2 separate regions of the Homo sapiens genome follow, and region 1 is linked to region 2. A link is a loop called in an ENCODE intact Hi-C map of the cell type or tissue named here. Cell type or tissue: psoas muscle. All regions are shown on one strand. Each heading gives the region's core, and the rest is flanking DNA. Links, peaks and the distances in the headings are about the cores only.

Region 1 (2,921 bases), core at 178-2,677, 66 kb before region 2:
TGAAGATGGTTTTATTTGGCTCAGAAAATTACAAGGAAGAATCATCTGCTGGGAATTATGGGTGTGGGGAAGAATGGGATCTCAACCTAGTGGAATATAGTAAAGACTAAAAATTACTTTCATTAAATTACTTTCAAAGAGAACTTCTTTGTTGAACACATTATATGACATAAAAGTATTTGTTATACTTGCCAGTAATTTCTTGATCTCGGCTGGGCGTGGTGGCCCACGCCTGTAATCCCAGTACCTTGGGAGGCCGAGGCAGACAGATCTTCTCAGGTTAGGAGTTGGAGACCAGCCTGGCCAACATGGTGAAACCCCATTTCTACTAAAAATACAAAAATTGGCCAGGTGTGGTGGCACATGCCTGTAGTCTCAGCTACTCAGGAGGCCGAGGCAGGAGAATTGCTTGAACCTGGGAGGAGGAGGTTGCAGTGAGCCAAGATCGTGCCACTGCACTCCAGCCTGGGCGACAGAGTGAGACTCCGTCTCAAAAAAAAAAAAAAAAAAATTAGCTGGGCCTGGTGGTACGCGCCTGTAGTCCCAGCTACTCGGGAGGCTGAGGCACAAGAACCCCTTGAACCCCGGAGGCGGAGATGGCAGTGAGCTGAGATGGCACCATTGCACTACAGCTTGGGCAACAGAGTGAAACTGTCTCATAAATAAATAAATAAAATAAAAGCTAACTTGCCGATAATAGGTCTTACATAGGTAAGGACAAAGTATCATAAGCAGAAAGAATTTTTTAAAAGTGTCATAAACAAAATAATATTCTAACTGAAGCAACTGGATACCATAATGAAAAGGAATTGAACCAATGCAAATTTATAGCATAAGGATGGGAACTAATTTTAGAAGTCCTACTTTGGATAGATTTTCACCTTTTGTACAGTTACCACTTGAAAATTTTCCTTACGTATACCAGAAGAGATACACTAGTTATTTTCTTGTTATTTCTATTTGCATTGTCTTGTTTTATAAAAATATTTTTCTGTATATTTTTCTAAAAGTTGTTATTTCACAGGGTTTCATCTGCCCCTTATGTATGAAAAGATGTATAACTGCTATTGATTTATTGGAGCATTACCAGAAAGTGCACGATGAAAATGAAACAAGAGGACAGGAACTTCTTAATGACTCCAGTGTTACTGTGGGTCCTGTATATTTTGTTTTAGCAGCTTGGTTTTGGGTTGCTCAAAATAGCTGGTTTTTCCTTGCCTCGGTGTTGCTTAACTTTTTATGCTACAAGGGAATATGGATTGCTTTAATTATGCATGCTTAAAGGAAGTTTCAATAAGGAAAAGAGGCTCTTGGGAAGTCTGCGTGGTTTCTCTTCCTGTTTGCAGCTGTCTTTTTGTGAATTTGTAAATAAATACAGAAATTTAAGTTAATATTTTGTATCAATTTTGCCATGAAATCAAAATATTAAGTGAATATTATTCCAACATTGGTAAGTTATATTTTTATTATTTTGTTAATGTTTCATTAATGGATGTATTAAAATGCTTTAGTATAAAATACTTTGCTCTTACTTAGAAAAAGGACTTTGAGGCTGGGCACTGTGGCTCACGCCTGTAATCCTAGCACTTTGGGAGGCTGAGGTGGGCAGATCACTTGAGGTCAGGAGTTTGAGACCAGCCTGACCACTGAGGTCAGGAGTTTGAGACCAGCCTGGCCAACATGGTGAAACCCTGTCTCTACTAAAAATACAAAAACTAGCTGGGTGTGGTGGCATGTGCCTGTAATTCTAGCTACAGGGAAGGCTGAGGCACAAGAATCGCTTGAACATGGGAGGCAGGGGTTGTAGTGAGCCGAGATCATGCCTGTGCACTCCAGCCTGGGCAACAGAGTGAGACTCTGTCCCGTCCCTGCCCCACCACCGCCAAAAAAAAAAAAGGAAAAAGACTTTGCATATAAACAGTTATTGTCCCTATTCAGGAAAATATACAGCGTTAGAACTTGAATCTCAGACTGTCTCAATTTTTGTTTTAACACCCCTAGACTTGAGGAAGGTGACAGAATGACATACTCTCATAAGTAACAGTGGATCAGTCCGAAAATATTTCTCAGTATTTCCCAGTATCTGAGGCTGCACGTAACAAAGGCTGAGGAGGGGAGCAAGTTAGGGGAAGCGCTGCCCATTTTCAGGCTGAAAAGAATTTCTCAGATGATCCTGATAATGTGTTTTCTTTGAAAATCACTATGGTATTCCAAAAACAAAGGAAACATAGCTTTTAAAAAATATTTTATAAATCTTATAAAATAATGCAACCTTTTGCACCAGAAAGACCAAAAATTACTTTTTTCTATGAGGTAATTATGTATATAAGAAAGGATTCTTAACAACATTTAGTTATTTGACACATTAATGGAGTACCTTTTATGTGGCAGATATTTTGGCAGGTGAGGGAGATAATAGGTGAATAAGGTACAATCTCTACCCCAGGAGGTTTCTATGATAGGTATTATTTGCAAAAAGTGCAGTGGCTAATTCAGCATAAGAGGAACTCAGGAAAAACTTTATAGGAGGACAGTTAAACCAGAGATTTTAACTGTGGTGGAGAAAATGGGTGCATGTAGGATGATACCAGTTAAACTGGCTGAAGCAGTGCAAGCAAAGCTGGAGGCATAAAAGATTCTTGAAAATCTGGTTAGCATTTTATCACATGTTATCCTTCTGGACCTTGTGGGTCAACTTTTCTTCTTGATGGACTAGCCAAAATCAAAAGTAATAATCTCACCTACTCTGCACTTAAAATAAGGGCTTTCCTTTTTTTTTTTTTTTTTTTTTTTTTTTTTTTTTTTTGAGGCAGAATCTCACTGTGTCACCCAGGCTGGAGTGCAGTGGTGCAATTTTGGCTCACTGCAACCTCCACCTCCCAGGTTCAAACAGTTCTGCCTCAGCCTCCCGAGTAGCTGGG
Region 2 (2,921 bases), core at 111-2,610:
TTAATCATGCTAATTTGTCTTTTTAAAAATCAATTTAATTAGAGATTTATCAGTTTTATCAGACTATTGTAAAAAGCTTTTGATTTATTTTGTCAGTTTTCTATCTTATTTATTTCTCCTCTTTATTGTTTCCATCTTTAGACCTTATTACTTTGCTTTTTTTTAATAGCTTTTAAATGTGAAAGCGTCACTGTGTCTGTCTACATTTTGTAGTATCTGTTTCTTTTTTTCAGTTACCCACTTTTCACTTGTCAATGCTAGATGTAAGATTTCTGCAGATGGTAGTATGTAGCCTTATTCTAATAAAATCAGTGTATTATGACAGTTTTGCCACAGATGGAATAAATTATCTTGAAAGAGGGTATCTTTTTTCTAATTTGCACTAAAGTGCTCAATGGATTCATGGCAGCTCTGAGTATAAGGGTGGATTGGTTTAGAAGTTATTGGGACCTATACGATTTATTAGTATATGAAATTTCAAATGTCTCTGGTGGCAGAATGGGCATGTGCTTCTGAACATATATAGCCATAGAAGTGCTTAGCTGCAGCATCATTCGTTCACTCCCAAGGTAGAATTAGTCTCTTGCCCAGCTTATCCTTGATGTTGATGCTGAATTTGGGTCCTGCCATGATGAGATCTTCAATGAACACATCACTCACCATTATTTTGATGGATAAAAATCAGTTCCACCCAATTCATTTGAATGTCTTCATATAACTGGTTACATTTGAGTACATTTTGTCTTTAAACATCAAATCACCTGCTCTGACTGAGTTGATGGACTTGACTTGTGTCAAGGGGATGAGGGCTCTTGACTGTTCCAGTAGTAAAGGTAGAGACTAAGAACCTGAGAAAAGTCCTCTTCAGAAAGGTGAAATAAAACCCATCAGAGTTGATGATTAAGTTGTTTCACACCTTCATGGTTTTCATCCTTGTTTGGGGATATGATGGTGAAAATATTCTCATTTTCATATCTAGTAAATTGGGTCCTGATGCTTTGAATCGGAGGTTATAGAATTGCATCTTGTGCCTCAGGTGGCATTCCTCCTCACGGTAGTTTCCAGTGCCTAGGTATTTGAGGAGCATATCTGATCCATTACATTACCAACCAAATGGTTCATCATTATCTCTAGAATGCAGGCATCAGTCCATGAAGATCATCTCCGAGATGGCTTTTGTTCTGTTCCTCAAAAACTCTGCAGGCCCAATGGTTCTTTCTGTTTCCAATGGGCCCAATGGAAGTGGACCCATTTTCATTCTATGTTCTAATCTCATGGTTCAGAATTCACTTACAGGGCTCCCACATCCTATTGGGGTAGGAAAACCTTTAAGATCTTTCTTGCCTATGTACTTTGTACATACATTTCTCCTCTGAGGTCTTCTCACATTTCTGGAGTACTACCTAGGCAAGGAGGGCTGGGGTCCCTTCTGCTCTTATATCAGATAAACATATAGAGACTTTGACTAAACCCCACCCATGAGCCCAGGGCTTAGCCCAAATAACAGGATACAGGGCTCCCCTTTTTGAGGGCCCCCTTACATTTATACACCCAATGTTTCCCTCCCATCTTACAATGTATTTTCATTCCTCTGCAGTTTAATATATTTTCTGATTTCCTTTGTGATTCCTTCTTTAATGTGTAGGTTATAAGTATGTTTACTTTCCAAATATTGAGGCTTTCCTAGGTATATTATTGTTACTGATTTTTTTTTTTTTTTTTTTTTTTGAGACAGAGTCTCACTCTGTCGCCCAGGCTGGAATGCAGTGGCGTGATCTCGGCTCACTGCAACCTCTGCCACCTGGGTTCAAGCGATTCTCCTGCTTCAGCCTCACGAGTAGCTGGGATTACAGGTGCCTGCCATCATGCCTGGCTAATTTTTGTGTTTTTAGTAGAGATGGGGGTTTCACTGTGTTAGCCAGGTTGGTCTCGATCTCCTGACCTTGTGATCCGCCCACCTTGGCCTCCCACAGTGCTGGGATTACAGGCGTGAGCCACCGTGCCTGGCCCTAATTTCTAATTTAATTTTATTGTGGTCAGAGAACATTCTTGGTAAAATTCAAACTTTTGAAAGTAAGTCTTATTTAAGGCCCAGCATATGGCTTATCATAATTAATTTTCCATGTGCACATATATGTACTCTGTGTTATTGGGTGGAGTGGCTATAAATAACAATTACAGTGCTGTTCTTATTGTCTATATTCTTGCCAATTTGTTCCTCTGGTTGTTCTATCAGTTTCTAAAAAGAGATATTATAGTTTCCAACTATGATTGTGGACTTGTTTATTTCTTCCCTTAGTTACTTAAAAAAAAACAAGAAGTGTCACAGTGACTATGTAAGCCTCTATTTCTGTTTTGCTTTCTTTGATTCACATAGTCTTATGATTTTGTAATTAATTTTGAAAAAGTTAAGCAGCATAGTAAATAAATATATCAAGTCTTAATTCTAAGGTTGCTTAACAGGGATTTTAACTATATTAAAATGTAAAATAATATTAGTATAATGACTTTTCCATTTGGACCTTTAAAAATCAAGGAGGAATAATATCTTGTGAACCTATTAAGCTTTAACATCTTTTCCAGCTATTTTTTAGGAGGTAAAAGTGTGTTTCTAGAACTAAAAAATTAGATTTCGAGGTATAAATACAGTTTTGATATTGTATTAATACACAATTTCAAATACTTTATTAGTACATCTTTTAACAACCTCCCTTTAACATATTGACTTATTTTTATTGGTTACAAATTTATTCTGATTACATTGGAACTAGTGTGCATTCTAGAAATACTGTTACTTAGCATCTGGTTTTGACTTTTAAAATGGCTGTTATTTATAGTGTATTGAGGGTTTTGCTGTATAATTTGCATAGTTCCTTTTATGAAAACAATAAAAGTCTATAGCTTTCTAAAGCTATAACTTT

What was found. Peaks named below come from ENCODE experiments on the same cell type or tissue, not always from the same donor. Only the 100,000 strongest peaks of a DNase experiment are listed, where the experiment ranks them.
Region 1: a loop joins it to region 2, with 1.8 times the contacts of the local background. A loop is called at or near these places in 1 of 110 quality-filtered maps.

Annotation. Positions count from the first base shown.
Region 1 is chr12:92,869,638-92,872,558 of GRCh38, reverse strand. The region is part of intron 2 of EEA1 (early endosome antigen 1); the gene reads left to right. Among named protein-coding and RNA genes, the nearest start is that of EEA1, 58 kb to the left of the region's middle. In psoas muscle, for the core only: no CTCF peak of the experiment used is centred there; a DNase peak (open chromatin) is centred at 1,688; H3K4me3 peaks cover 822 bases; H3K27ac peaks cover 1,851 bases.
Region 2 is chr12:92,803,379-92,806,299 of GRCh38, reverse strand. The region is part of intron 18 of EEA1 (early endosome antigen 1); the gene reads left to right. Among named protein-coding and RNA genes, the nearest start is that of PLEKHG7, 100 kb to the right of the region's middle. In psoas muscle, for the core only: no CTCF peak of the experiment used is centred there; no DNase peak of the experiment used is centred there.